Linked DNA regions of Homo sapiens: all the other regions are linked to region 4. Evidence: chromatin loops called from intact Hi-C (ENCODE). Cell type or tissue: Caco-2. All regions are shown on one strand. Region 1 has its middle 240 kb from the start of GRIN3A. Region 2 overlaps GRIN3A (glutamate ionotropic receptor NMDA type subunit 3A). Region 3 overlaps GRIN3A (glutamate ionotropic receptor NMDA type subunit 3A). Region 4 overlaps GRIN3A (glutamate ionotropic receptor NMDA type subunit 3A).

What was found. Peaks named below come from ENCODE experiments on the same cell type or tissue, not always from the same donor. Only the 100,000 strongest peaks of a DNase experiment are listed, where the experiment ranks them.
Region 1: a loop joins it to region 4, with 4 times the contacts of the local background. A loop is called at or near these places in 4 of 110 quality-filtered maps.
Region 2: it touches region 4 in a loop (5-fold over the local background); 7 of 110 quality-filtered maps call a loop at or near these places.
Region 3: a loop joins it to region 4, with 6 times the contacts of the local background. A loop is called at or near these places in 44 of 110 quality-filtered maps.

What each region holds. Positions count from the first base shown.
Region 1 is chr9:101,973,196-101,981,195 of GRCh38, forward strand. No RefSeq gene overlaps it. Among named protein-coding and RNA genes, the nearest start is that of GRIN3A, 240 kb to the left of the region's middle. In Caco-2, CTCF peaks have their summits at 4,598 and 4,910; no DNase peak of the experiment used is centred here.
Region 2 is chr9:101,702,219-101,710,218 of GRCh38, forward strand. The region is part of intron 1 of GRIN3A (glutamate ionotropic receptor NMDA type subunit 3A); the gene reads right to left. Among named protein-coding and RNA genes, the nearest start is that of GRIN3A, 32 kb to the right of the region's middle. In Caco-2, a CTCF peak has its summit at 3,045 (motif pointing right); a DNase peak (open chromatin) is centred at 3,113; H3K4me3 peaks cover 173 bases.
Region 3 is chr9:101,724,009-101,732,008 of GRCh38, forward strand. The region is part of intron 1 of GRIN3A (glutamate ionotropic receptor NMDA type subunit 3A); the gene reads right to left. Among named protein-coding and RNA genes, the nearest start is that of GRIN3A, 11 kb to the right of the region's middle. In Caco-2, CTCF peaks have their summits at 3,813 (motif pointing right), 4,200 and 4,402; a DNase peak (open chromatin) is centred at 4,332.
Region 4 is chr9:101,597,808-101,605,807 of GRCh38, forward strand. All of the region lies in intron 6 of GRIN3A (glutamate ionotropic receptor NMDA type subunit 3A), which reads right to left. Among named protein-coding and RNA genes, the nearest start is that of PPP3R2, 6.8 kb to the left of the region's middle. In Caco-2, no CTCF peak of the experiment used is centred here; a DNase peak (open chromatin) is centred at 4,564; H3K27me3 peaks cover 147 bases.

The DNA.
Region 1 (8,000 bases), 380 kb after region 4:
TCAATAAGGGACATAACCTAGGACTAGTCTGTCTCACTTTATGTTTTCCAGAGTTTATCGGTAGTTGATACTATTATTTAACCTCAGTATTTCATATTCTTACTAGTTTTTAAAATGTTTAGGGATAATACCACAATTTTTTTTACCGGGGGTTTTCCAATCTCAAAGGTAGCTTAATGCTTTCATGTTGAAGGCTTTCAAATAGATTAATATAGATTTATATGTACAAATATTCTCTTGTAATTCTAAGTTATTTTCTGTTACTGTTTTTTGCCATTCTCTAAGTTTATAGTTTATAATTCCTTACTTCCATTTTCAAAGTTTTCTTTTGTTCCGGTTGTAACTTTTAACTTAGTAACTAACTCATATTCATCCCTGGCTAGCAAGTAATACGTTTAAGGCAGGCTTCTTCTCTGAGTGTGTATATCAAAAGATTTTGAGTTATAACACTTTTCCATTTTAATAGAAGATATAGTCTTTGTTTTTGTTCATTTGGAATTCACTGAGGTTTTCTTTGTGGCTTAACATATTGTAATTTTTATAAATGTCCAATATGTAATTGAAAAAATAAACATATATTCTCCTTCTGCATTTGCATATTTAATATTTTCCTTTATTTATGTAAACCTAACTAATTATACTTCTCTATTTAATCTATCAAATACGAACATTCCCATTATAGTTATGCCTCTTTTCTAGTACAGGACATTTTATTTTATAACTTTGAAAACTAGTTCTGACGGTAATTGCCAGAATGTTCCCATTGTAACTTTGCTGTATTTATGTTTGAAGTTAATTAACAATTTGTGAAGAGATTCTTTGAGACTATCATGCTTCTCATCAAACTTCTGTCACTTTTTTCTCAACATTGATAATTTCCTCCCTCCATTATTTCTTTTATATTTATTACCTGGCATTCTACTATAAGAAAAAACTTTTTCTTCCTTCATTAATTAATATTTCTGTAGGTTCATGGGTTATTATTTTATTCAATAGATTATAATCTATTGTTATGATTCTTTGTTTTGCTACCCTGTATTTGGCCAGTGAAAGCCTCTGGGAAATACAGGGGGCTCTTGTATGTTTTTGATATCTCTTCATCATTCCACGAGTACCTCCTTATATCTTGTCAGTTATCAAGATGTGAAACTATTTTTTTGGTATGTAAAGGCTCATGAAAATGTCTCTTTGTGTGGATGTAATTTCTCTTTTAATTTTATAACATCTATATACTTTTGGTAAATAGAGTTTTTTTTTTTATTGTTGCCAATAGCCATACTTCTTAACATTGTGGCTCCTTTGGTTTTTACAGTAATATTCAAAAGGCAAGCACTAGTCAGGGTAGCGGAATCTTAGGAAATGTTAATGTCTTGTGACATTATGAAAAATGGTTCTAGTGAGTATAGGAGACAATTCAGTGAAGGAAACTTTCATCGATATTTTAAAATGAAAACTGAAGGCACAAAAAGTTTCTAAAAAAGCAAAATAATCATTAATTGATTCAGTAGGTAATTGAATCAATTGAATTGATTCAGAGGATTATGTATGTAAAGTAGTAAAAAAGTATATAGATGTTCAAATAAAATGGATCTGAATTTGAGTCCCAGCTCCACCACTTACTAGCTGATAACCCTGCAGATTTTATTTAAAATCTCTAAACTTCAGCATTCTCATTCGTGTAATTACCATAGTATGTTATCAAACTCATAGGTCTGTTGTGATGGTTAAATAATAAGATGTAAATAAAGTGCTTAAACCAATGTCTAGTACATGGTGAGTGTTCCATAAATACTAACTCTTATAATCACTTTTATTATTGTTAATAAATTAAAAAATTAAAGTAATTGGTTCTTTACTTAGCTTTGCTTTCTTTCATTCATTTAGTCATCAAATTTCTGTTGAGCTCCTTTGTTCCAGCCTGTGTGCTCAGTCCTAGAGAGAACATCAATGAACAAAACAGACATGACTCCCATTTTCACAGAGTTCACAGCGAAGTATTGAGGAAAAATAATTGAATCCTTCTTAAGTTTTTAAAAAGTAAATTAAAACATCTATAAAAATGCACAAAATATGAACATACTATAATTATTGTAACAATCCTCATGTAAACACCTTCTATGTCAAGAAATAGCAAGCACAGCATTAGAACCCAGAAGCCCTGGAGCCCCTTATCTATCTTATTTCTTTCCTCCCTATAACCACTATCCTGAATTTTATAAGAAGAAATGTATTGGCTGTTTGGTTTGTATTATGACTTATATATGCCCTCTTAAATGATAATGTTAGTTTGCTTGCTTTTGAATTTTACCTAAATGTAAGCATACTATATGAACTTTTCTCTGCCTTGCTTTATGTGTATTCATCTATAATCGTTTCTCCCCCCCGCAAACATTTTGTCTGTTAAGGTCATCTATATTGTTACTTCTTGTTTTGATTGCTCTAGTTGATGGACATTTGGTATGTTTCTCATTGTTGGCTACTGTGTTAGTCAGAGTTCTCTAGCAGGACAGAAGTAATAGGATAGATGTGTATATGAAGCACACATCTGTGGCAACACCCTCACAGAAACATCCAGAAACAGCACTTTGCATCCTTTAATTCAATCAAGTTGATACTTAATATTAACCATCACAGCTACTATAAACTATGCTGCTCCGAACTTTCAAGTACATATCTCTTGGGCATAATTATGCTTACTTCCTTTGGGTATACCCAGAAGTTGAATTGTTGGGGTCATATGACAGACATATCTTCATACTTAGTAGATAATGGCAAATACATTTTTGAAGTAGTTGTCGCAATATATACTCACATTAGTGGTTTATCATGTTTTATTTAAGAAAATAAAGAATCGGAGAAGAAGTCCACCAAATAAATCACTCCGGGAATTAAGTGGTGCTTTTTATGGCTTATGTTTATACTTGCTTCCATTTTCTTCTTCTTCTTTTTTTTTTTAATAATGTGACCCAGAGATACAATGTGCTTTTGTCCAGATTTAACTTTGACATAAACATGTCAGTACCCTTTGTATTTCCTGAGGCTTCTTTCTTTGCTAGATTGGCTGTGACATAGGAAGCCATTTACTCAGTGCCTTAGCTCTCTGTTGGGCTACTTGTTCACCCACTTTAATTCTTTGAATAAAGTACAGAGAAGGGAAGATGAAGGGATGTTAAAGAGGGAGGAGAAGGGAAGGAAGAGACACAAGGAGATGATTCTTTTCAGTTTTAAAGTTTTTCTGCTAATCAAAACTAGGTAATAAAAGTGTTTGCAAAGTGTCCAAAGTTTTGAGAGTCATCATAGCCAGACTATAGGGTCTTACCCTTTCCACTGAGGTATTAACATGGAGTCCCTTTGGACTTTTAATCTCCCTGTTTAGTCCTGAGAGTAATGCTAACTGCTGTAACAAATCAGCCTGCACATTTTAGTCATCTCAATTAGGTGGCTTGCATTTCTGAACATCTGCAACTGGGTGACACTTGTGTCACTAGGTTTTTACCTCACTTGAGGAAGGTTTCCAATTTTAATTTCTCACACCTTTATTCAGTATTTTGAGCTCTCTCTTTACTTATGCCCGCTTTTGGAAATTTTAGGAAATTTTCACAGTTTGAGATCTAGGCTTCTAGACTACAGGGGCTGTTGATTTTATTCACTGTCATGTGCTCTTTGTATGCTGAGCAACTTACTCCTGCACTAATCAAAATATGATTGTGTAGCTCCTTGAGATTTGTGTATCATAAGGTCCCAGTCACTTGGTGTACACAGGGCAAATTATAATTAGAGTCAACATCCTGTATTGGCTGGAAGCTCCCACCCCAAACTACAGAAATAGAGTGTGTGTGTGTGTGTGTGTGTGTGTGTGTGTGTGTGTATGTGTGTTTTCAGAAGAAGAAAGTATACAAAAAAAAGGCAATAAAAGGTTACTAAAATAGAATTAAATAATTAATTATTATGAATGTAACCATAGTGTCATTGTATTCCTAAAGTGACGGTGAAAACTAAATACACATAAATAAATGTCAAAAAAGATTGATTTTGCCATTATGATATAATTTATTTATTAGAGGGTGATCTTTATTACTCAATAATGTTCAAATTATTCTTTCCTCCTTAAGTCAGCAGATTTGTAGTTTTGATTTAGGATGCTTAGGATACGTGGAAGCAAAATGCTTCTCTCTCTCTCTCTCTCTCTCTCGTTTGTGTGTGTGTGTGTGTGTGTGTGTGTGTGTGTATTTAAGTGCTTGGGCACAGCCTACATATGAGTGGTTATACACAGTGAGATATCATTTAAAAATTCTTTTAGATGTTGATTGAGCAATAATAACCAAAATAACCTTGAAAAATGTTTCTTATACAATGGGACTATGAACATAATTTATTTATGTATCTCAGAACATACTCAGTTTCTATTATAATTAATATTTAGCAATTATGAGATAAGGGAAATGATTTCTAGAGTCTGAACAACTGGCACAAAAACAAAATATTTTTTGTTATTTTTCATAAAATGATAAAAACATAAAATTTTGCTTTTATAGTTAAATGTTATAGCAGCATAGTGTCAACTATAAATTTAAGGCCTTCTGCTTGTAGTTTTCATTTGAATCCAGTAGATGGCGTATTTATTTCCTTTATAGGACAGCTACATTCTTGTTCTGTTACAGTGAACAGGGAATGAAAAAATCTTAGATTTATCATCTATTGAATGTTTTGTTGACAAATTATAGCTTTATTTAGTATATAAAATTTACTCACAGTAGTGATCATAAACAGATACTTGAGATATGGTGGTTACGTTTTGCTTGGAAAGTTGAAACAGATCAGGTATGTGCTTACAAGATACCTGTAGGGGTATCTTAGGTAAGGGTGTTCTTGGAGGCTAGGTCAAGCTGAAAGGGAATCTTTTTAAATCAGGTAGTAATTTATATAAGTTTCCATGCATGAAAAGGAGTGAAATTGAAGTCAACAGAACAGTGAAAGTCAAAGGCTGAGAAAAATTTGGCAAAGTGTCCAATGAGTGATGAAGTTGTGAACAGTTAACCAGATGGTTGAAAGTAAGGATATTACGGACTGAAGCCCAACTGAGGTCACATCTGGGGTCAAGATGGTTTAGGTCCCAAGTGTATGCACACTGTATTAGTTTTCTATTGCTGCTGTAACCAATCACCAAACTGTTGTGGCTTAAAACAACACAAATGTATTATCTTGTAGTTCTGGAGGTTAGAAGTTCAAAATGAGTCTCACTAGGATAAAATCAATGTCAGCAGTACTGTGTTTCTTTCTGGTGGCTCTAAGAGAGGATTCATTTCCTTGCCTTTTTCTAGTTTCTCATGCCTGGGATTATAGCTCCCTTCTGTCTTCAAAGCCAGCAGTGGTTTGTTGACTTTTTCTCACACTGCACCACTCTTGACTCATGCCTCCTGCTTTCCTTTTCGACTTAAAAGGTCCCTTGTGTTGCCCTTGCACCCACCTGGATATCTCAATATAATCTCCCTGTCTCAGGCCGTCTGATTAGTAACCTTAATTACCTTAACACATTTGCAACTTTAGTTTCCATTTGCTATGTAATGAAACATAACCACAGGTTCTGGAGACTAGGGCATGGCCATCTGTGAGGTTTCTCCTCTGCTCACCATAGACACTGAGCATATTTCACACTTAAACGGCTGGCGGGGATAAATGTTTTTCTCCAAATAGTAAGACTAAATCAGGCTGGCCCAAATAAACATACAATTCTATAACCACAGCTTGTTTATATAATCTGCAGGTTCATTCTCTGCACAGTGATAAGAACTACAGGTGAAGAAGAACAGGTTTGGGCCACTAATTCTCTTTCAGTTTCTTTCAAAGACAAAGCTTCATTTCTATAAAAGTCAACATCCCTGCATGTTAAAAACCCTCAACAAACTGGGCATTGAAGGAACATACCTCGAAATAATGAGAGCCATCTATGACAAACCCACAGCCAACATCATACTAAATAGGCAAAAGCCGGAAGCATTCATCTTAAGAACTGGAACAAAATAAGGATGTCCACTTTCACTACTCCTGTTCAACATAGTACTGGGAGTCCTAGCAAGAGCAATCAGGCAGGGGAAAGAAATAAAGGACATCCAAACTGGTAATGTGGAAGTCGCACTATCTCTACTTGCAGAAATTATCATTCTATACCTAGAAAACCCCAAGTCTCTATCCAAAGGCTCCTAGGGCTTATAAACAACTTCAGCAAAGTTTCAGGATACAAAAATCAATGTACAAAAATCACTAGCATTCTATACACCAATAACATCCAAGCTGAGAGTCAAATCAAGAATGCGATAACATTCACAATTGGCACAAGAAGAATGAAATACCTAGAAATACAGGTAACCAGGGAGGTGAAATATCTCTATATTGAGATTCACATTTCATTTGTTTCTCTTATGTTTCTTTATTCTGTGTCATAGTTTCCCTTGGAAAAAGCAGATTAAGAATCACAGACTTGCTTGTAATTTACCTGTTATTTACTTATTACTTTACTTATTTTACTTAATTAGCTCATTAATGTCATAATATATACTTAATTTTATATAATTTTTTTTTTGAGACGGAGTCTCACTCTCTTTCCCAGGCTGGAGTGCAGTGGTGCAATCTCAACTCACTGCAACCTCCGCCTCCTGTGTTCAAGCGATTCTCCTGCCTCAGCCTCCTGGGTAGCTGGGACTACAGGCATATGCCACCATGCCCGGCTAATTTTTTTGTAACTTTAGTAGAGATGGGCTTTCACCATATAGGTCAGCCTGGTCTTGAACTCCTGACCTTAGGTGATCCACCCACTTCAGCCTCCCAAAGAGCTGGGATTACAGGTGTCAGCCACCGTATTCAAATTAGGTAAATGAGAGAAGCACTGTCATTTTTGGTGTTGACACTTAAAGCCTCAATTCTGATTTTGCTTATAGATTCTTTCAGGTTACAGTGATGTTCATAAACTTTGGCTAGTTAATAAATGTTAGCAAGTAATATTCCTGTAAATTAATAGAAAGTCAAACAAGTGTTAGCTCATCGCTCATGAAAATCTTCCATTTCAGTAGTTCTCAAAACTACTTCTACATTAAAAATTATCTGGTGAGTTTTAAGAAATATGACATGCAAAGTCCACCCTAAACCAATTAATTTCAAATCCCTGAGAATAAGGCCTGAACATTGGTATTACATGAAAGCTCCCTGGGTGTTTTGGATGTGCAGCCACAGTGAAGGACTGTGTAGTTTTCTCCCCTCTATTTTTCATTCTTTTCTTGTCTGCCTTTTTCTCTTCTTAGTCCAGACTTGGCTGAAAGATTACCTTTCTCAGTAATAGACAGAGTTAATTGGAAGCCTCTGTTTTTATTGAAGCTGCCAGGCTATATTTCCTGTGGAAAAGCAAATTGGCTTGTTCCTGACAGCCACTGCCTTACCTGTTTCTCTGAATCAACAGATAAATTAAGGTACAAACATATTCAAACAGATAGCAATAGAGTTTTCTCTGCAGGCTCAAAGTGGTTTTAAGTTACTCAAGTGTTTCATATTTATTGATGATAATGTTTTAACAAAGAGATGCTGAGTTATGATTACCATAAACCACTGGCAAATCTGCCATTTCAAGTCCAAAGTATAGTGGAATGCAAATCATTTGCATTTATCTCTTTATCGCCAGCCAGACTTAAACTACTTAGAACTGACTTCATAACTGATTACTATTAGGAACAATGTTTGGACATGAATAATGTTAAAGGCACCATGAGGTGTCACAAGAATTACGTGCCTCTTGTGTCATGGCATCTCTGAATGCCATTTTATTTGCAGAGCTTTATGCTCCACAAATATTTGGTAGATACAGTACAGAAGTGATATAATATTTTTATAGACAATTCTGAATGAGTATAACATCATCTTACAGATTGGAGGAGAAAGACGTTTATTTATCTCACATGTCTGCAGCCAACTATTAATGTCTTTTCATGCTAGTAGACTTTTGTCTGTCCCCT
Region 2 (8,000 bases), 100 kb after region 4:
TTGAACCTGGGAGGCAGAGGTTGCAGTGAGCTGAGATCACCCCACTGCACCTCAGCCTGGTTGACAGAGTGAGACTCTAATCTCCAAAAAAAAATTTTTTTATTTATTCACTTTACATTTTCTTATCCAATCAGGCCTTGAAACTCACCATCCATCCAAACAACTTTTATAACAATCATCAATGATCAATGCTGAAAAGCTTGATTTTCAGTGTACATATGACTCACCTCTACATACCTTTCAGCACAGTTGTTCACTCCCTCTTGAAATACCTCATCCTCTAGGCTTCTCAGTCTCATAGGCCTTGTTTTCTGATCTCAGCAGTTGATTCTTCCCAGTCTGTCATTTCTCTAAGTTTGGTGTGCCACAGGCCACTGTCTTTGCCTCTCTTCTTATCTGCACTCTCACTAAATTTAGATATCATCTATACCCCTTATTCTTCAATACAGAGATCTTATATATTGGACTCCATTCTTGATATCTCCTTTAGGGTTGCTGTTAGGCATCTGAAACTTAAGAAGTCCAGACAAATGTATTACTTTCTTTTCTCTATCCCCACTCTAGATACCCCTGCCAAATTCACTTCTCTCAAAGCCCTTCTCAAGTCACCATGACTGCACCATCACTCACACCAACTGCTCAGGCCAAAAACGAAGAAATCAGCTTTTAATCTCTCTTTTTCTTCTTGTCACTCCTTAATCCATCAGTTAGTCCCATTCACTCCAAAATATATCCTGAATTCAATCACTTTCATCATCTCCTTGCTTGTACAGTAAGCCTCCATGTCTATCACCTGGTCTACGGTGACAGACTATTGTGACAGACTCACTGGTATCCCTGCCTCCACCACTGCCTATTCAGTAATTAGTTTGACACACAGACAGCAGGCAGAGTGATTTTTAGAAAAAAATCTAAATTCACATTTTTCCTTTGCTTAAAACACTTCAATAGCTTCCTCATTGCAACTAAAGCAAAATACAAGCTCTTTACTCTCTGCCCTAAATGATCTGGCCTTGCTTACTGTTCTCACCTCACTTATTCCACCCACGTGGTCCCAAAGCCTTGAGGTTCAAGCTAGTTCCTGTCTCATACCCTGGTGGTTGCTGCTCCATCTGAGTGGAACCTTCTTCCTCTAGATCACTATGCGGCTGATTCTTTCTTCACATTCAGGTCTCAGCTCATATTTCAGAGCTGTCCTCCCTGACATTAGCAATCTCCTCACAGCACCACCCACCATCAAATGCATATTTTCTTTTTATGACACTATTTTATCTTCCTCAGAGCACAGTCAATAGCTGAAATTATCTTACTTAGTTCTTCATGAGTTTGCTAAACAATTCCTCACTACTAAACTGTAAGTCCCTAGAGGGTCCAGACATTTGTTCCTCACTATAATCTCAGGACCTAGGAAAACGTTCAGTGGCATTTGGTGGCTGACTTACTGACTCAGGATGTCTCTGTATCATGCATTAAAATTTATCTTTCTACTGAAGAGCTCACATTTTGATTGATAACGCATTTCTCAGAAATTGTCCTTGTGGAATTGTTTTGGGGGCTTATTATTTATTATCGTTACTCTGGGGTTTATTATTAATTCGTTTTGGCTGACCTGTAGAAATCTGTCTTTTTGGCTGCCTCTGTCTCGAGCAATCCCAGTCTGATACTCCCTCTGCCTCCACTACTGTCTCTTCATCAACATCTCCATCTTGATCTTATCTCTATCTTGGTCTCTAATATCTTTATCTAATTTAGTTCCTTTGAGGCTTTATTTTTGTATTCCTCTTTTGTTTAAACACAAGCGAAAGGGCTTCCTTTAAAATGAGCGTAATAATGGCAAACAACGGTATTTACTAAGCATTAGAAACCATTATCATCATATCCAAGCAGCTTGCTGCTTTAGTTAATGTCTTCAAAAGATGAGACGTTTTAGCTGTTATTAAAAAAAAATCATTATGGGACAGTTCTTTACTGCAAAATTGGATATCCTGTAGATCAAATCATGTTTCCTAAAATAGTCTTACTTAGGATTCCTGGTAAAATAGGGCTAGTCCATTCCATGTCTTCATGTCATGTTATACAGAGGCCCAACTCAATCCTTTGATGTCTGAGGTCATATTCACTTCCAGGGTAACTCATGTTTCTAGGCAATATATTTTAGATTTATTTATTTGTTCTGAAAATATGCATTGAATCCCCACAATGTGCTAGGCAATGTGACATATACAGACAATTCTCAACTTAGAATGATTTGACTTAATGTTTTTTTTATTTTACCATGTAGCAAAAGCAATACACATTCAGTAGAAACTATACTTCGAATTTTGAATTTTGATCATTTCCCACAATAGTGATATGAGGTGTAATACTCTCCACTCTTTTGCCATGCTGGGCAACAGCAGTGAGCTCTGCAGCACCCAGTCCAGCCACACGATCAGGAGGGTAAACAGTTAATACTCTGCAATCTTTCCAGAGGATTTTGCCTAATTATAGGCTGATAGAAGTGTTCTGAGCATGTTTAACGTGGGCTAGGCTAGGCAATGATGTTTGGTAGGTTAGGTGTATTGAATGCATTTTTAATTTAATTTAAGATATTTTAATTTAATTTAAGATGTTTTATGATGTGTGTATTTTTATGGTATGTGTATTTTATAGTGTGTGTATTGGGTTGTAACCTTTTTGTATGTTGAGGAGCGTCTGTATTGGGAATGCAGCAGGAATGAGCAAAACAGACATGTTCTCTGTCTTCCTGAGTCTCAAAAGGGAGGCAGATATTAATAAGATAATACATTTGATAAGGAAGGGGGGGCAGGGAAATGCTGGGTAGAGAAGGGCTAGGTCCCTGGCAAGGGTTCCACCCTTGGGCCTGTGCCCATAGACCTAAATGAGAACACGCACTCCTGTTTTTGTGCCCAAAAGTTGCATTTCCAAGACCACTCTAGCCTACCATGCCTCTCCACCCCCATCCTGTGCCCATATAAACCTGAGACCTTAGCGGGCACACACACAAGCGGCTGAATGTTGAGAAGAGCAGAGGAACAGAGCCGCAGAGAACAGAAGAGGGAGGCAGAGAGCGCAGAGAACAGTAGGGCAGCGCCGCAGAGAAGGAGGAAGAGGTGTCTGAACCAAGCCGACCGCCAAGAAGAACGGCGGAACTCCAGGCAAAGATTACCTCTCCCGCCTCCACCTTCCCACTCCAGCTCCCCATCCCGCTGAAAGCCACATTTACTGCTCAATAAAGTCTCCACATTCATCACCTTTTAAACAGTTCGTGTGATCTGATTGGTCCAGGATGCCGGCCAAGAATCCGGGGGTTAACAGCCGTCCCTGGATGACAAGGCTAAAGGAGCACACTGTAACACACGCTCACTTGGGTTCCGGCACCTGTTCATCTGCGTGCTCCCCCTCGTCTCAGGGGTTTGAGCAACAGGGCCACCGAACAGACAAGCCACACCCCTGCCACACGTCCTGCAAAGGGGGATCAGAGAGTGAAAAAATTAGCTAACATTTCTCTCTCGTTTCACATTCATAGAGTGAGAAAAATAGCTAACATTTATTGGATGCATGTTTATGGTGTGCCAGACACTGTCCTAAGTGCTTTACAATTATTTATTCATTTAATCCTCACAACTCTATGATGTAGTAACTACTAGTTGCTCCATTGTGCAGAGGAAGAAACTAAAACCACACCACTGTTAAGAAGCAAAGATGAAATTCAAAATCAAGCTCTACAGGCAATATTTTCAATCATTACATTTTACTGTCTGGTGAGACTGTTAAAAAAAACGAGAAGCAAGAATCATTTCAAGTAAATTCATAATTATAATAATAAGTTCCATGGACCTAAAGTAAGAAATATAAGAAGCGACCTAGTCTGGGGAATCAGGGAAGATTTTCTTAGATGTCAGAACTGAGATGGAAATGATTTAATGAATTTATATTTTATTCCCTTCAGCCTTGTTCTGCCCTACCTAATACTACTTGAACTTCCTTTTCAAAGAAATACAGATAGAGGTGCCTCATTGACAATTTGGTAGTTAATTCATTGTTATGACCTTTCCACTTCCTGCAATGTAATCAATCTCTGCTGTTGCTTAACATAATGTGAAGCCAGAACAAATGCATATGGGTCAGATGCACTTAAATGACTTCCATGGGTGGCCATGGTCTGTCTTCAGGAGGAACATGAATTTCTGACAGCTTCAATAGTAACCTTAAGATGTGAACAATATTAGTATTGATTCTTTTGTGACCCATTCTAGTCACTTGCAAATAAAGCCATTGTTTAGAAAGGGATTGGAGGTATTTAAGAATATCAGAATCAGATTATGCAATCAGGGTGCTGGAAAGACTGACATTACTGCATTTGATTTATGACACATAGTAAACCATTTCAGGGAAATAGTGCCTCCCCTTTTAAAGCTGGTCATTAGGAGAAACTTCCTCATTGTCCAGGTGGTGAGCACTAGAGTGTGCTACCAGAGGAAGTCATCACAGGTTCTTTTCAAGCAACCATTCATTTAATTCTCAGATGGACCAGGAAGCTTCAATTTGTTCCTTGAACACAGATTTCTTTCTTCACCCCAGCCCTTACCTAAAAATGTGGAACGTTGCACACAAGGGAGACGGAGAGAAATAATGAGAGTGAATGTGTTGTCAAATGACCAGGTTTTATAGTCTCTCAAGTCAGGGAGATTGATCTCCCTTTTTTCCCTTCTCACTTTCAAATGAAACTCACAGATTTCAGAAAAGAAACCACAATCTTGTAATGAGGTGGTGAGACTAAATCAGCAAATGAGAAGCAAAAAACATCCTAACAGCAATTATTCAACAGCCGCTAAAATTTGCAAAAGATGCCAGTATCTCCCAGGAGAGTAAACAATCATGATGTTGAAATGTCAACTGTGCAAACAGCAGGTTAAAAATGTAGTGCAAAATTTCCCAGCAGTAAGTATTTTTTCTTATGGAGTGTAGCAGTATGCACAATAGTCTGTAAGTAGCCCCAGGGTTGTAGCTACATCAGCAGAAATGTCTGTACTTCTTTGTCCATGATAATGGTGTAATGAACTGAACTGCAGACATGCTGGCTGGATAAATTTACTATCACCAATTATTGTTTATATCTAATAAGCTTAAATGATAGAATCCAAATCCAACTCGGAAAAGCATCCATTTGACTGCTCTTCTTTATGGCTACTTTATTATCTGATGCTGTATACATTTGGCACAGTCAAGAAAAACCTCCCTTTTGGTTGCCCTGGTAATGCCTTCTTCATATGTCCTCTGAAGTATTCCAGATTGGCAGCTTCTGAGAAGTAAGAAATGAATATAGAGGGGGGTCATATTATTTTAAAGCTAAACTATTTTTAATACACTCATCTCTATAGTTTAAGCAACATTGATTTTGTTTTGATTTAGCCTTTTATCATTGTTCCCAGTAATAACAGAGACATTTCTAACACTATATATGCCTAAAATTTTAAGACAATATTGAGACAATTATTTGTACCCTTAATTGTGGCAAGCAACCACAGTTAAGGAATTAGGATTTGGGATTAGTGGATAGCGAAGTTTGGCTTCCTTTTTGGAATACTCCCTTTCAGAATTGTCCTGGGAAAGGCCATTGCTACAATTCTTCAAGCTTAATGTTTCTGCTAGGGAGGGGAGTGGAAAGGAGCATGAAGGCCGAAGTTGCTCACTTCTCCCTTGATAGTTCTTTGGCGAGGCTTTCCTTTTAATGTTGACTCATTGCACCCTGCTGATTATCAAGTGGGGAAAAAAAGAGAACTCCTCATTGCAAAAAGGTCTGTGGGGGGTAAGGGCCAGTCTATGGAAGCACCACATATGTAATAGACTTAGAAAAAAGGAGAATGAGAACAATGCTACAATTTAGATGAAGAGTGCAAAATGAGTTAGTTGCTGAGAATAAAATATTTTTCAATCAGAAGGGTCCTGAGGCCCTGTCAGTGAATGAACGCTAATAGTAGTCAATGGATCACTAAGTAACTAATGTGATCTTGATTTTAAGACTTGAATAGTAAATTAGACTTCATGATTCTCAGGAATTTAACATTATTTATGCAGAGCAATGTGTTGTCCAGTGTTGAGGAGACTGGAATTATACGTCTTTTATGTATCTTTTTGAATAAGATAATGTGGTTTTTGTGACAGCTTTATAGATAAAGCCAATTACAGCATATTTTCTTCCATTGGCACTAGGGGACTATTTTGTAGCATTGCTAAGCCATAGTAGTAGAAAGCACTATATGAAAGGAGAGATGGTGTCTTGTGGCCAACCCCCCAAATGAGATCAAGGTCATAGATATTAATGTGGTCTAGGAAATACGTATATGATCCCTACCATGATAGGGTTCTGTTTATATTATAGAAATAATAGAAGTATGGTAATGGGTCATTTTGGCTAAGAGATCCAGAATTAAATTTATCATCTTTGTTCAAAGCATAAATCTTCAGAAATAATGGAGTAGTGATTTGTCTTATGCGTTTCTATGGCTAGCCTGACATTTTTATGCTAGATGAGTGAGCATCTACCTTTCACATTATAAGGTCTATGCTAACATCTCCCAGATGTTTATCAAAAGTCCTCAAAGTAACTTTGCAGACTGTCACATAAAATTTCGCAGTAAACCTCCAACATATGAATATGTCATAGGACATATTTTATAAATCCCACACAATAGTAGAAAGCTCAAGATTGAATCTTTAACTCTTGTAAATGTTTTCAGAAACCTTTGGAAAGGATTCTAAATGATAGTAACACACAGGCAATTTCAAAATATTCCTATGACCCTTGGCAATGGACTCACTCTTTAAACAGCCTGCTCACATTTTCCTAGCCATAACCTGTATTCTAACTCTTTGTTTTTTTTTTCTTCTCTTTTGAAATTGAATTTTTCTAGGAAGATGAGATGCTTACCCATTTCTAGAGGCCGGACATGATAAAGGAAGCTAATGATAAATATGTTAATGTGTATTTGAGGTCAAATAGGTCTCAGAAAATTCAAATGACCTTTTCTGGTAAGAAATAAGATTCATTATTTATCTATGTCACCAGCTTCAGATGATAATAAATACAGTTTCAAGGTGCTAAGGGGGTAATCTAAAGGCAGCTTTAAAAAATATACCATTTATTGAAACAGAGTACAATTTTCTGCTTATGGGACCTTTGGTAGAATACACTTGGTTTTGTGGAGGCAGCAGAGCCTGGTTATTAATGTGTCAGGAGGGAAGTTAGGACCTACGAATTCCATAGTTGATGTTGTAGCAGCTCACGCTGCCGTCTAAGTTCTCAGAAGGACCTCTGCATCTGTAGTGATTTAGAGGAGAGAGAACTGGACTTAAAATCAGAAAATTTTATTTTTTTACTTGCTCGGTAAAATAAATTACCCAACGCTCAGTTTGTTCATTTGTAATTTGGGAGAATAATGCCTTCCTCTCAAAGTTGTTTTAGGTTTTTACGTATATGCAAGGTTAAGTGACTGAAATTACTTTGCAAATTGTAAAATGCATATCAAGGTGAGTGATTATTTTTATTACACAAGTACAAAAATGTTTTAAAAATTATTATACAAGTACCCAAGGCCCCAAGGAAGTGAAACACTCTAGCCTGACTCTACACTGCATTTATTCCTTTTTCAGTTATGAAAGACTCAGAGAATGATAGATGTCATTTTATGATCTATCAACATGATGGCTTAAAGAACATTTCAAAAAGTGTTGCTTGGATGCCTTGAACGTAAACCTATTCTACATAAAATTGGTCTCTTTTACTGTTATTCTCTAAATTGTTTTTCCTGGAAATCCTGTTTTAGAGAACTCCGGGTGAATCTCAGTGATTTTGGGGTCCGGGAGAAGAAAATACAGAGATTAGATTTGAAGTATGGACAGTATCAGTTCAGTCTTTAAGAACAGGAGAGGTAATTATAGGTAAATGATCACTGGGAGTCTAGGCAGGGTAGAGATGGGTGGGTGGAAACTGGGGA
Region 3 (8,000 bases), 130 kb after region 4:
GTTCTCCACGTCCCCACCAGACTCAGGAGCCCAGCTGGCTTCACCCAGTGGATCCTGCACCGGGGCTGCAGGTGGAGCTGCCTGCCAGTCCCACGCTGTGCGCCCGCACTCCTCAGCCCTTGGGTGGTCGATGGGACTGGGCGCCATGGAGCAGGGGGTGGCGTTCGTCGAGGAGGCTCGGGCCGCACAGGAGCCCACTGAGGGTGTGGGAGGCTCAGGCATGGCAGGCTGCAGGTCCCAGGCCCTGCCCCACAGGAAGGCAGCTAAGGCCCGGCGAGAAATCAAGCGCAGCGCCGGTGGGCTGGCACTGCTGGGGGACCCAGTACGCCCTCCGCAGCCTCTGGCCCGGGTGCTAAGCCCCTCATTGCCCAGGGCCGGCAGGGCCGGCCCGCTGCTCCGAGTGCGGGGCCCGCCAAGCCCACGCCCACCCAGAACTCCAGCTGACCTGCGCGCGCAGCCCTGGTTCCCGCTCGCGCCTCTCCCTCCGCACCTCCCTGCAAGCTGAGGGAGCAGGCTCCGGCCTTGGCCAGCCCAGAAAGGGGCTCCCACAGTGCAGCGGTGGGCTGCAGGGCTCCACAAGTGCCGCCAAAGTGGGATCCCAGGCAGAGGAGGCGCCCAGAGCGAGCGAGCGAGGGCTGTGAGGACTGCCAGCACGCTGTCACCTCTCAGTAATGAGTCTCACACGATGTGATGGGTTTATCAGGGATTTCTGATTTTGCTTTCTCCTCATTTTCTCTAGTTGCCACCATGTAAGAAGTGCCTTTCACCTCCGGCTGTGATTCTGAGGCCTCCCCAGCCATGTAGAACTGTAAGTCCAATTAAATCTCCTTTTCTTCCCAGTCTTGGGTATGTCTTCATCAGCATGTGAAAATGAACTAATACAGTACATGTTTGTGGATGGCCTTGAGGGCCAGATTCTATAACTTGCTGATGATTATTAACCTATATTTCTCTGGCTTTATGGGGAACATGTCTGAATCTCGGCATGTCAGTAGGAGATGGAATGCTTTATTGAATTATACTCTCAAAATCTAGATAATTTAATACAGTTTCTTGAGTGTGGCACACCCCACTCCAATTTTGTGAATTAATGCTGTAGTGAGTCATTGTTATTAAGGTGTGTATTTCACCCCACAGAAGTGTTGGGTCATGGAAAAAGAAAGGGAATATTATTATAGTAAAATGGTTTTTGAGCAAGGGAATGGCATGAAGCTCAGGGCATTATATTTGATAAGTATTTCTTGAATGAATGAAAGAATAAAAATTGCTTTAAGAAAATTTATCTAGCAGCAGTGAGCAGAATGGTCTGGTGGAAAGAAGCTAGATATTAAAAGGCTATTCAAAAGAATTGATGCAAGAAGGTAATGTGACAATAAGAAGGAAGAATGGGGCTATGAGAAATATATGAAGGAAAGCAACAGAACCTGGTAACAAGAAAAGGGAGAAGTCAAAGATGTTATGAAAAGTCTTGTTATAGGTAAGAGAAAAACACTTTTTCAAGACATCTTTAAGTATTTTTAGCTTAAGGTGAGAATTGGAGATATAACCACAATTTCAAGTTAGAAATTCCTGGCCTTGCCACACACAAAGAGATAAATTCAGTAGTTGACACTATGGAAAAGGCCTGTATGAAAGGGTGTACTAGATCTGGTTATTGGTTCACTATTGATACCTCCTTTGAAACAGTGCCCACTAAAAATTGTGTTATGGATAGTACTAAGAATAGTCCCCTTATTCAACAATTATTTATTACTGTGCTCATTCCTATCTCAGGGTCTTTTTATTTTATGTTGGCCTGGCTTGCAATGCTCCTTCCTTGGAAGATTTTATGGGTCACTCCTTACTTCATTCTCTGCTCAAATGCCATGGTCAGACAGACCTTACTTTACCATCTGTAGTCAGTCTCTAATCTTATATTCTGCTGTATTTTTCTCCATTGCACTTGTCTCTGTCTAATAATAATATATTACGTATTTATTTGTTTGCATGTCTTATTTTCTATCTTCCCTGCTAGAATGGGAGTTCTTTGAGAGCCTGGGCTTTGCTATTTTATTTACTGCTGTATTTTCAGTCAGTCTCATATTGAGCATGCAACCTAAGAATCTGGGCCTTTCTGATTGGATTAAGGGAGGACATATAATTTGGGGTGAGGGGAAACCAATGTGGGTTAAACCAATCAGATATCTGGATAATTTGAACTAAGAGATATAAGAAATGTAGTCAGATAAATTGATTAGAGTTGTAAAGTCATATAGAGTCAGGCTAAGTCCTATCATAAGAACCACATCCATGGAGAAGCTATGGCAAGGCAGAAGAATCAGCTGGTATCCCGAGAGGAGTTTGTAGCAGATGTGAAGTGAGAAACTGAGAGAAGAGCCATTGGGCCCCAGAGCAAGGGAAAAAGAGAGGTGCTACCCAAACACCTTCTGGTGGTACAGCTCAGCTATACTTCATGCATTTCTATTTCATGTCATTTTCCTGTAAGATTTCAGCACAAATTCCCTGCTTTTGAGCTTCATGGTGGGAGTTTCTCTTCCTTTGCAACAGAACATCCTTTGACATAACAATCCAATAGAACTTCCTATGGAAATGAAAATGTTCTATATCTATGTTGTCCAATATAGAAGTCACTACCCATATGTTCCCATTTAAAAATTTTTATTTAAAATTAAAAAAATATTTTATTTAAAAATTTTTAAAATTTATGTTTTTAAAATTTATTTATTTTAAATTTAAATTTAAATTTTTAAAAAGTTTTTTATTTTTGTGGGTACATAGTAGGCATATATATTTATGGGGTACATAAGATGTTTTAAACACTTGAAATGTGATTCATGTGCTTGAGAAACTGACTCAAATTTTATGTAATCTTAATTTAAATTCAAGTATCCATATTTGGGTAGAGGCTATAATATTAGACAGCACAGTACAATGGTGATTATTATAAGGGATCAAGGACAAGAAGCATAATCAGTAAAAGACAATGAAAGGACAGGGGAAAAAAACAAGGAAAACAATGACGGTGTCACAAAACTCAAGTAGAGGGTGTTCTGCAGCACAAGTAACTACAAAAATGCTAAGATGAGTGTAGTAAAATCCCTTCGGTAACAGTGTTTTTTCTTTTTTAATGGAAGCAAATCTGATTTTAAACAGCAAGGGCTAGGTAAACAAACCAAGAAATAACCCATTCAAAGGCAAACTATCTAGCCATTACAAATAATGGAGAAAAATATTTGCGATATGAGAAGCGGTTTATAATGTATGAATATGTTAGGGAAATCCATAAAGTAGGATGGCCCCAATTTTATAACACACATATATGAGTAGATCTTTTGGTTGTGTATTTATAGGTGATTTGGATTCTTTGGCATTTTATTAAATCTTAGAATTATCCACAAAGAGCATAGATTTTTTTATAATCAGAAATAAAGGAATAAATGATGTGCTTAGCACAATAAAATGGCTGCATCTCTTTATCTTTCCTTATGAATGAAAGTGACAGCAAATACAGCTACTAAGAATTAATGACTCTACATTTCTAAAGTTAGTAAGACTTTATCTCATTTTTCTCCCAACCCCACTGGACACATTTTGAGATATCTTACTTTATAGTTGTTAACTGCAATTATAGATAGGCTGGCAGTACAGCAGAAGTTGATGAAACTTCTTAGTAGAAGGCAGAAGAAGATCTTTTTGGTGAATTAATCTACATTTTCCACAGTCAAAAGACCAGGAATGAAGTAATAGCTGCTTGGAATCCTTTCTTGTCTTGTGAGACTGGATTCCTAGGATGCTTCAGCCTAAAGCTGTATTTTGGAGACCACTAGATGGCTCTCTGTGTCTGTGGCCAGGTGAAGGCACACTAGATAAATTCGGATCTAGATTTATCATTCATGTTCAGGTCACATTGAAGCATTTCTTTATGTGTATAACACAATGTGTGAAAAGACTCAAATTAACTCCTCCTGTATCAGCAACACAATAACATCTCTCTGTGTGTGGATCTGTGTATATATTTGCTCCCATTATTACATTTACAATATATAGAAGCAAATTATTTGTTTAAAGGAATCTCTGTTTAAGAATGTCTGGTTGGGACTGAAAAAATAGCACTCCACAACTAAGCCAGATTGTGATTCTGTTAGACAAAGACATGCTGAATGTTGAACTTTACGAAAACAAAAACTTTTCTTTTTAATCTGGGGAGTATTAACACAACTTCTGTTTGGCTTCTGGTTGAGGCCTTCTGTCCAAAAACACCCATAGATTGCATGCAGGTTGTACTGCCATCAAAGTGCTTGCTACTGCCCCAAATGTTCAGTAAGTTCAGCTAATGACCACCCCTGGCGGTGAGGAGAGGAGTGACAACCCATTTCTAAGTTATTCCTAAGAATGTTTTTGAAAGGTACAAGTTGAGCTATTGTTTGGAACCGTAGAGACTCAGCCACTTGCAGTGTGATGAAAATATAGACTGCAAACACAAAGGAAAATCTCACCTTTTAAATAGAAATAGCATAATGCTCAAGTTTCAAAAGCCATGTCAAATCTGCATTTTCAGAAAAATTTTTAAAAATTACTTTTTTCTTTATTTCTCCTGTTCTTTGATGCCAGTGCCCAGTTAGAGTGATAACAGGGTTTTTCTTAATTGTACTCCACTGTTACTAAAATTTCAACCATTATCCTTGAAAGAATAAAAAGCATTAAATGCGACTCAGGGTTAATCTGTGTAAATGCACAGGTAGTAGTGCATGGGCACTGCTTTTATAATCAGAAAAGCAATATGCATCTAGAAAGTCCCATGAAGTTGTGTGCATCAATTTTGATATAGTCCGCATCCAGTAAAATATGGAGATTTTGCTTCATGAGGTGTCCCATTTCTGAAAGCCCTGGCCTATAGCAGTGCTACTTTCCCTTAATCTTTGGGTTAATGTAAGCCATATTGTTACTGTGATACAGATGAAGCCCGTATGAAAAAGGGGAGACTGCTGAACCTTGAATCCACGTCCAGGTAGACTCTGCCCTTTCTAACAAGAATCCCCAAATACCAACTGGGTTGTACTTAGCAGTGAGTGGAATCACCAAGCTTAACCTTTCTCGACATTTTTCTCCAGATGCAAAGTGTATAAGCTGAAATGGAACCTGCCTTCCAAGGATAAGGTGGGCCAGATCCCTTTCTATCTTTTTGTCACCTCCTCCCTGCATAAGTCTGTGTGGGCAATTGTATTCATTTCTTGTTGTTGCTGTAACAAACTACCAAGAACTTAGTGATTTAAAACAACACACACTTATTCTCTTATTACTTGTGACTAGAGGTCATAGTCTGAAATATGTTTTGCTGGGCTAAAGTCAAGGGTGGCATTCTTTCTGGAGCCTCTGAGGGGAAAACCCATTTTCTTGCCTTTGAGTTTCTAGTGACTGCCTGTATTTGTTGACTTATGGCCTCTTCTCCATCTTCAATGTGTGTCACTCCAGTCTCCGCTTCCTTTATCACATTGTCACATCGCCTTGTCCTCTGACCTTGACTTCTTCTGCCTCCTTCTTATAAGAATCCTTGTGATGACATTGAGTACACCTGGATAATCCAAGATACCCTTTCTATCTCAAGATGCTTAACATAACCACATCTTCAAAGTCCTTTTGGCCATAAAAAATAACATATTCACAAGTTTTGAGGATTCAGATTTGGAACTCTTCCAGGTACTCAGCCCTACCACACCAAAATAAGCTCACTCCTGTTTCATAAGCTCATATCTGTTGTCCTCCATCTCTTCTGCCACTTCTTTCTTTTGTTTGCTTAGATGGAAGATCAAGATTTAGAATTAAGAAATGCCACACAAACCTGAAGCCCAAGTCGTATGTCCCAACTCAATTTTTTCTAAAGACCTATGCAGCAGGGCACTGGGCATTAATGCATTTATTAATAAAATGAAACTGTCATTTCTGTTCTATTGTTCCCTGAGTTTAGTTCCTCAGAGCCTCCTATGAGAAGTTATAGCAATAGTTAGGAAAGACTTATGAGTTCCTCACTAAGACCACCTAATAGACCAAAACATGCTTCTTCTTAACCTTGATGTAACTGCTGCAAAACTCCAACCACCCTGAACCCATATAAAGGAGCAACTAGGTAAAACTGGACTTCAAAGTTCACTTCTTTGCTGACCTACTTTGCACACACTTAAATTGCGGGTACACTTCAGTGAACCAGAACTCTAAGTGGGACTTCAAAACAGCAGATTTCTTCATTTTTCTCAGGGTTATTTTGCTGGAGCTGGAAGTCCTAAGCCTGAATATTATAGACACATTGCGAATGCATAATAAGGTAGAATATTTGAGTTCTTTTTCTGATTAGTTTTTATGAATCTTGCCACGTCAACACTTTATGCTAAAAGAACAATTATCAACATCATAAGAACACACTGCTCTAGGTACATATGGTGCAGTCCTCACCATAAACTTATAAGATAATCACATTTTATGACTTAATAAATTGAAACATGGAGACATCAGGTATGTTTTCCAAGGTAGGATGTCTAAAAAGTTGTACAGCCAAGATTCTAACATAGCTCTGAACTTCTCAAAAATGTAATCTCTTAACTCCCACCTTATATTTCCTCCATCATATGTTATAATTATCTCATTTACATTATAATGGTAATAATATTTTTCTGGCTCTCCTCACAAAGTAACTGTGAGGAAAAAATTATAAAAGAGATGAGAGAGGGCTTTGATACATTTAAACATACACTACAATTTATTCTTTCTAAAATATGTATTTTCATACTGAAGTATTGAAAGTCTAGATGAGAAAGTATAAAGACAACTTATCTTTTTTCTCTTATTATTTTTTAATTCTGTAGGTAAAAATGATTATTTTTAGAAAAATAGATGCATGAATAGAGAAAAATGTAGATTTTCACCCTCTATAATCCCTGTTAAGATTTTTATAAACAAAGTTCTAGACTTCATATTTTACAGGAACAAGGTCACACTTTACATACATTTTTGTAAAATTTTTCTATCTTTCTGTGTCAATAAATATATCCTCATTTTGAATGAGTACATTGTACTCCGTTAAAAAATGATTCAATTAATTACATTTCCATCATTTTGAACATTATTATATAATATGCTTTTAATAGTCCAACCTGGAAGTAGATACTTCTCTCTTTTATGCCTTTTCTTATGGGATATTACAAAAGCTGTGATGGATCCAATCTGTTCTTTGGTTGAAGGCTGACAAATAGACGAAGTTAAGAAGGTGCTATTAGTCTGTTTTTCTTCTGGATGGCTTCTCACTTCCTACAATGCATAGTTCTTTCTATTTCTCCATATTTTGTCTATACATAGTCATTTGCTTTACAGGGCTGTTAGGAGATTATTTAAACATATTTGTGAAAAAGCCTTGAAAAACATAAATGCTGCAAAAATATAATATGATTAAAATTCTTCCTAAATCTATGCTTCAAATGAATAACGATGAGGTGTAATTCATCCTGACTGAAAAAGGAGTCATCCTGCTTAATTCTCTACCACATGAACCCTTGCAGGCTCATCTCCATTAACAAACCAGCCCTGGCCAATCAGACACCAGCCTTTCAATGTCAAAGTTTACTCCTCATGACATAATGCCAGCCAGGTCAGGGATCAACCCACTTTTTCAAGGCAGGAGATCAAATACAGTTGACAGTCTCCCTGAAAGTGCATGAATCTTACACAATTAAATAAAATATCTGAGAATTTGGCTGAGGTGTCAGGTTGAGGAAAGGAGAAGGAAATGGAGAGAGTTGGCTTACTCTTAGCTCACCTCTTCCCCATTGCTCTTTGCTCCTGTGATCTCATAGAGAAAATATCAGCAAAAGACAACTGAGAGGTTAAAAATTTCTATGAGTTTGTCATTCAAACATTCACTCAAAAAGTAATATGGCAGATGCTAAGAGATGTTCTTTCTTCTTGCCTAGTTTTATGGATTTGGCATCATATTTCTGGTGCTACATAGGTCC
Region 4 (8,000 bases):
AAAACTAAATATAGTATATATATGATAAAGGAATACCAGGTCATTCTGGGTTTGCAATATGACATATTTTCTTGCTTGGATTATGGTAAAAAATAAAGACAGTCTGACATATACTATAGAACATAGTGTTTTGATATCTTATGTTATAGGCTCATGAGCCATGAGAATAATTCAACAGCAAAAACATTTTCATACTGGTTGGTTCTCTGTGAGATCAGTATGTGGGGATAAAGTAGATGAATCTTGGAATAATAATCTATAGCAGTGCTGTCTAATTATATATGTACTTTTAAATTTTTAGTAACATTAAAAAGCAAAGAAGTGAATTTTAATAATATATTTATATTAACCCAATATATCCAAAGTGTTACCGTTTCAACATGTAACCAATATTATCATTTATGAATGAGTTGTTTTACACTTTTTGTACTGTATTTTATATTTACAGCACATGTCAATTAGAGCTCATAACATTCCCAGTGCTCAGTAACTACATGTGGCCATCATAGTGGACAGCACAGAGCTAGACAGTTTAATGGAAAAGGAAAGATATGGAGGCTAAAATATTTGATGGTTGAATTATTATCCCAATTGAATTAATTAGGTTAAAAAGAGGTATTATTAATTAGGTATTATATTATAAGGTAGAAAGGATTTAAAATGGGACAACCCAACATCAAATCTTAACAGTCCACTTAGTAGCAGTAAGACCTTGGACAAGTTGCTTGACATTAGTTTTCCCATATGAAAAATGGGGCTAATAATATATATTTTGTACATTTTTGTGAGTATTAAAGCTAATGTTAGTCAATATAATGTCATTATCATCATTGCTATTATTACTAATTTTATTGTTACTTACCCTACTAGTAGAGATGAAGTCTTAAAGGATACCAGCCTGCCCTGGACACCTAAGTGTACATATAGCCATTTAACAACACTCCTCATGTAGTGGTTACAGTATGCCACAGGCTGCTCACACGCTATACCAGCATAAAAATTGGCTCCTCCAGTTCAAAACTCTTTGAGGACTGATTACAGACCTTCCATTGCAGACTTGAGAAATGCAGTAACCAACATCACTGGCCCATCAGGCACTCTTATGGATTCCTCACTTACATTCTCCTGAGTAATTCCTTGATAGTCATTTAGAAAGGAGCTCCCAGTGTGAAAACTCTTAGCTGTATTTCCCTATGTGAGTGTGTGGTTAGGAGGTAGGAAAGGGTAATGGAGAGAGCATAGGAGGTAAATAGTTGGTTCCAGCCTCAGCTCTTTACCTTATTAGCTGTGAGCCTTTGAGTGAAGCCATTGCTGTACCAGCCTCAACATCCTCATCTGTGAAATGGTGATAATACCTACACATGCTTCATCTACCGATGTGTTATTGTAAGAGTCAGATGAGGTAGCGTATATAGAAATGTTATGTAAGAGGTGAAATCTTGTCACAGGAATATTGAATGGTTACACAGACAGTATTAGGAAGATGGTACCACTTCACTGAAATAATTCAGGTGTACAAGCAGAACCATTCTACTCTGTGCTGTAGAGGAGGTAACATTATGCTAGATCTGGAGTTTTAGTCAATGTGAACTTGAGTTCCCATTGTTCTACCTTTCATAAACTATGTAGCTCAGCATTATTATGGGACTCAACACCATTGTTTTGATTTTCTCTGTAAATGATTCTTAGTAATTTCCATGGAAAACACTGTTTGTTACTTTTCTGTTCATCACTGTGGATTGATGTGGACTGTAGGACATTCACTGAAGCAAGTAAATTAAAAGGGTTGACTAACTGTTTTGGAAGAAACCAGGAGCCTTGATGGCACCTCTATTTCAGCATGTCATTTTTTTCCCTCAAAAGTTTTTAGATAAAGAAATATTGAGTAGGTCACATGTAAAAATAACTGACATTGGAAAATCAAACCAACGGAAATGGAAATGAGACCTGAGGTTCATATAAGGCTTCATTTTTCAAGCCAGTCAGGAGACCAGGTCACACAGCTGTTCTAGAAGCTATACAGGTGGTCCTTGACATTTGGTTGGAAGCTCTCACCTTTCTGTAGCATTGCCGGTCACCATATTTAATATCTAAGCGTACTGACGTTAGCCACAGTTTAGACTGTGGAACTACTAGCTCGAGTTTAAACTGTTTTTGAGCATCAGGTTTGTCATCTGTTTGGTTTTCTTTTGTAATACTGAAATGGTGTTTAATGAATTTTGGCATGTATGGTTTTAAATCAAAGTTTTGCTATTTAACAACTTTGTGACCTTGGGCAGAGTTACTTATCTGAATCTTTTCACTCATCTGTAAAACAAGGATGATGATTACTAACTCATAACATCACTTTCAGGATTAAATGAGATAGATTATAAGAAGAAGGGTGCTCAATGCCTATCACATAGTAGGTACAGGAATGGTAGAGATTATAATTATTGCCTACTTTAGGCTTGCTTAAAAACTCAAGTAGACTGTATGCATACATGCACACAGATATACTCAGCTATTTATTTGTTTTCTCAACAAATAATTATTGAGGATCTACTATGTGAGAAGAATATAATACTGACCTAAAGTGGATACTTTTCTTGTTGTCCCTGTTCTCCTGGAGCTTACAGTTTTGATGGGAAGATGGACATTAACCAAATTATCATGTCCATAGATGTAAAGGAGCACCTGCCTTGAGTGTTACAGATGAGAAGTACATGGTACCAGGAGAGTTTGGACAACAGAAAACTTTTACTGGGGAAATGATGACTGATTTACAATCTCAAGAAGCAGAAGAAGTTAACTAGATGTTCTGGGAAGGAATGAGTGTTCCAGGTAGAAGAAACTCCATGTGCAAAGAGGCCCTAGGGCAGGAGGAACAAAACAAGTAGGAGGAACTGAAAGAATGCCAGTGTGACTGGAGTAGGGAGGTCAAGGGAGAGCATATGGAGCATACCGGAGTAGGGAGGTCAAGGGAGAGCATGGTATTGGACGAAGTGATAAGATGGTTTGACCATTCCCCATACACTGAAGAAAAGACAACATTTACTCAATTATTCTTTATAGGGCATCATTTATTCAATCATGTTTTAACATGTAAAGCATTGGGACATTCAGAGATGGTCTTTGCTCAGAAAGCTTGCTGATCAGTGAGTGAATTGAGGCATTAAAGAATTATAATTAATAATACAAGATGGACAACAAAACATGTCATCAGAGAGGTAAGGGAAAAGAACTATAAGAACTCAGAGAATTGAGAAATTACTTCTTGCTGGGAACAATAGAGGAAGACTTTTTTCTTTCTTCAAGAAGTATTTGATCCTGAGGGAGAAAAGGGAACAAGTACCATAATCACAGAAGTGGGAAAGAGTACAGGTGTAGATATTAGCAAGTTGCTTATAATGGCTGAAGTACTTGAGCAAAGTAGCAGAAGATGAGCTAGACAGAACCAGATGAAGCAGGGTTTTGAATGTTTGGCTAAGACATTTAGTCTCTACCCAGTAGGGAAAGCACACGTTTTATCAAAAGAACAACTTAATCACAATTATATTTTGGAGAGATTAATCTGGCATTATGGGTAGATTGAATAGGACAAGAGACCAGTATCTGGGAGAGCAGCTAGGAAACAATGACATCTACAAATGCTTGTCTAGAAGAGCCTGAGCTGGGATGCAAGAGGCACTAGAAGTAAAATGTGGAGTGTATTAATTATTTTGCAAGAGCTGTTGTAATGAAGCAGCACAAACGGGGTGGCTTAAACAACAGACATTTATTGTCCCCTAGTTCGGGAGGCTAGAAGTCTGAAATCAAGGAGTTGGCAGGGTCATGCTCCCTTTGAAACCTGTAGGGCAACCCTTGCTTGCCTCTTCCTAGCTCCTGGTGGTTTGTGGTCATCTTTGGCCTTCCTGACTTGCAGATGCATAAATCCATTCTCTGCCTTCATCATCACATGGTGCTCTCCCTGAGTGTCTGTCTTTGTGTGATAGATGGCTTCTGACAAGGATGCCAGTCATACTGGATTCGGGGTTCACTCTTGCTGCAATATGACTGCATCTCAGCTCAACCAAACATGTCTGCAATGACCCTATTTCCAAACCAGAACACATTCTGAGGTATTGAGAATTAGGACCTCAGAACCTCAATATCTTTTTTGGGGGACACAATCCAACCCATAACACCTAGGCTGAAGTCTTATTGGACAGAAGGACAGAGGGAAGGAGCTCAGAGGAGGCCCCAGATGTGCGTGCATTGGCTTCCCTGGCCAGCTAGCCCTAAGCTTTCATGTTGCAGGAAGCCACCTATACTGTGTGAGAAGAGGGGCATCTCTATAAAGGCTCCAGGGCTCTCTCATGATGTTGCCTTCTCATCCAACACGTCCTGAAATTCTACCAACTCCCACAGCCGCATGGGGAGGAATTGTCCTCAGATACCCTGGAGGAAATGTCAGGGCAATTTCTCACAATTTTAGACTTGGTTTTTGCCTTTTGTGAGAAAGAAAAAAGATGGCTTTTGCAGTATTTTGTAACAACTCGCATCAATAGCCACTAGATGGCAATCTTCACACATTTCCATGCTTTCTCCGCTTTCTTCAAACCCGAATCCTCAAAGCCTGGAGGCAACTCCTCTCTGCACAGGGAATAGAGGTGAGTGAGGAGTCCCATTTCCTGTGATCCCCCACAGACTTTAGTGCATGGAAGTCTAAAAAAATGGAAGGAAGACTGTCTCTCACAATAGTCCTAATCAGTTTTAGCACCGTTCATACCTTTTAGTTGCATAGTAAATAGCATTTCATAAATATTCATGAGTTTGCCGAATTTAACCAGGGGAAAAGCAAGAACTCTTAACAGTATGTGGTCTTGGGTGTAATTTATGCCCAAGTATCTCTGGCATATAAAAGCGGGGACTCTTATTCCGAGAGGTCTGTTTACTTGGTCGTTAGCAAGGGTGAAGGAGACACTTGCTGAAATTAGTTTTCCTTCTCTCAGAATCCTAATTTGTGTTATTTATAGTAGCCAGAAAGCAACAGAGAAGCAGCCCTAATCTTGTGATGATACGGAGGGAGGGGAAAACAAGACCAGAGAATTGTAGGTCTTGGGCCTGTTCACACAGGAGCCTAACTTCGAAATACAATTGACTACATGCAAAGACCAAGTTACCATTGTTTCCGTAAAGATCTGTTTTAAGTGCAGTCTAATGGTTTGTATAAAGCATCTTCACTTTTTCCCACTCAGACACTGAGCTAGAGGAAAGAAAGAACACAACACTACAAAAGTTAGTTAAACCAGCAATTTGAAAAGTAGAAAATTCCAGAATCATGCATTTCTCATTTTGAAATAAAAAATTATTTGGTTCTATAACATACGTAAGCAATACATAAAAGAGTGTTTATCTCGGAGTTAGAAGATGCTTGTAATGATAAGATGCTCCTGCTTTTTTCGAGATGGGACCAAGATGGGCCTAAGAGGGTGGGTGCACCAACTGTAATTTCTTGTCTATGCTTATTATTCACCAAATATATGTATTTTTTCTGCGTGCATGGTTCTATAATCAGGGAAGGAGAGAACATTTGTCAAGCCAGGTGTTCGCCATAAACGATCTCATTAAATATATTTCACACTTTCAGTCAGGCCCTATTATTATTCCCGGGTTTGGAGGAAGATCTGAAGTTTTGGAAGTTGCACAGCTTGCGTAGACACACAGTGGTGGAGCTGGGAGTCAAATCCTGGTATGTTGCTCCCAGAGCTGAAATTCTTCTGTATTCTAGACTGCCTTCCATATAAGACTAGAAAAGATGTCCCTGCCTTTGAGGAGGTGGTAGGGAAGCTACAAGCCCGAGCACAGGAAAAGTAAAGGCCTATAATTTACTTGTGGGTTTACCTGTGACTGGATAACAAGCGGGCCAAAGAAAGCAGCCACCTGTAATTTTAGAATCCCTCGGGAAGGGGCCCTATTAACAGGGCATACAATTCTGTCAATCCAGTATGATTGGGTGCAGTGTCTTCGAAGGGCAAGGCCAAATTGCATTGCTTACAATTTCACGCCTCAGTGTTTTACTCTGGTTTTGCCTGGAGGCTTCTTCCGCTACAGGGGTTACCTCCTCCAGGAAGCCTGCTTTGATTCCTTCTAGCTCTTCCATGTGTGAATTATGGCCTTGTTTGTGTCACGGCTTACCTTATGTCTTCATTTATTGCTGCCCCTGTGGCGGTGTGGAATTGGGTATTTTTCACAAGTCTCTCTTGAGCTCCTATGAGCTCTCTGCCTGTGAGCTCTGTATTCATCTCTGCATTGGCTGCACCCAGCATGGGACATGGTACGTGGGAATTCAACACGTTTGCTAATGGATGGATGGGAGAAAGGAAGAGAAAGAAAAGGAAGGAAGGGAAGGAGGGAGAAAGAGAGAAAGAAAGGGAAGGAATGAAGGAAAGGAAGGAAAAGAAAGACAAGGAAGAAAAGGGAAAGAAAGACAGGAAGAAAGGAAGCAAAAGAAAGAACGAATGAATTTGGAAATTGTTCTTGTAGCAAGACAGATGAAGATGAGGTCTTTCTCAGACTGGCTTCCCTTTCTTCAGGCCTAATTTTACTCCATGTCATAAAAGAATACATGGACAACTTTGTGCTTCTTCGGGTTTTCAGAACATACTACCTGGATAGGTTCCATCTGATCTTATGCTTGGCTTAAATATTAAACTTAATTACTTAGGCTATTCTAAGGAAAGCACTCAGCTGTCAAGGTGGCTCTTGATATACACGAGTTTTCAATTTAAAGCAATCTACAGTCATTAACTCTCCTTGCCTCCCCATAACTTTCATCAGGTTGAAGAGCAGACAGTGACATTTTAAATGGAAAAGAGAAGGGGTAGGAATGAGAAAGGGGCAGGAGGGTGTTGGGATGTGGGCTAGCTGTCAAGAGCAGAAAATACTGCATTAAAACTGCCCTCCCCCACTGCCCTAACCATTCCCTTTGAGTTTTTAATATGAATTAAAGATAAACTGGTCAGAAAAAACTGACTGGCATTGAAGCTTCTCAATGTGACTTGTGGGATTCCCTTTGGCTTTCAATGTATAGTTGACTAACCCTTCCCTTTCCCTTTCCAAGAAGTTAACAGAGGAAAGAATGGATCTGCTGTGAGAGAACTCCATTTTCTCAATAAATATTAATAGGTAAACACATATTAATATATCATATATGCATTTTGGTGGTCCTTGGGAATCAAGTCTGGGTCCCTGGCCAGGGATGGGGAGCCCAGGCTGGAGGCCAGTCAGTCCACTGTCCTCCTCTGTGCCCCGGGACCCATATCTTCAATTAGTTAGGCCAGGAATCCTCTTAAACAATCCTACTTGAGAATCACAGCATCTCTTTGCTGGCCATGGTACATGGTCCTTTATTTTAAGGCAAAGAAACAAGTTTACAGAAGTGAAGTGATTTGTCAAAGGTCATGGAACTGGTTCGCAGCAGTGTCAGGACAAATATGATTAACACTATCCATTCAGCACCTACTGTGTGTCAGCACTTTGATGTATGTGATCTCTATTCTTTATACCAAGCCAGAAACATAAAATATCTCAGTTTTGCAGTGTAGGGAAGTCAGGGAGGTTAAGCAATTTGTGTTCATGACATTTTGATGTGGATGTTTTGATACCATGGTTACTTTTACTTTTGCACCTATACCATGCTCCTTAAAAACAACCATTTAAACTTCCATTTTTGAAACTACCTCATAACGAGGTTAATAGACATCTTCACTCCATCCGTGCCCTATGGATCCATCTTTTAGTGGGTGAAGGTAAAGGCTGGGGGAGGATAGGAAAGGTCAAGAATGGACTGAAGGTCAGATGGAGGCTGGTGGTTTCAGGAATAGGGTGAAGCAAAAGATGGGGAAAGTTCAGATATGGGGTACTGTTTCCTGCTGCGCACTTCCCCTGATAATAAAATCACTGGAGAGTTTAATGATTTACTTTTGGACTGTTTCAAAATATGCTTCTCCTTTTCCCTATCCCATGCAATCAAGGTC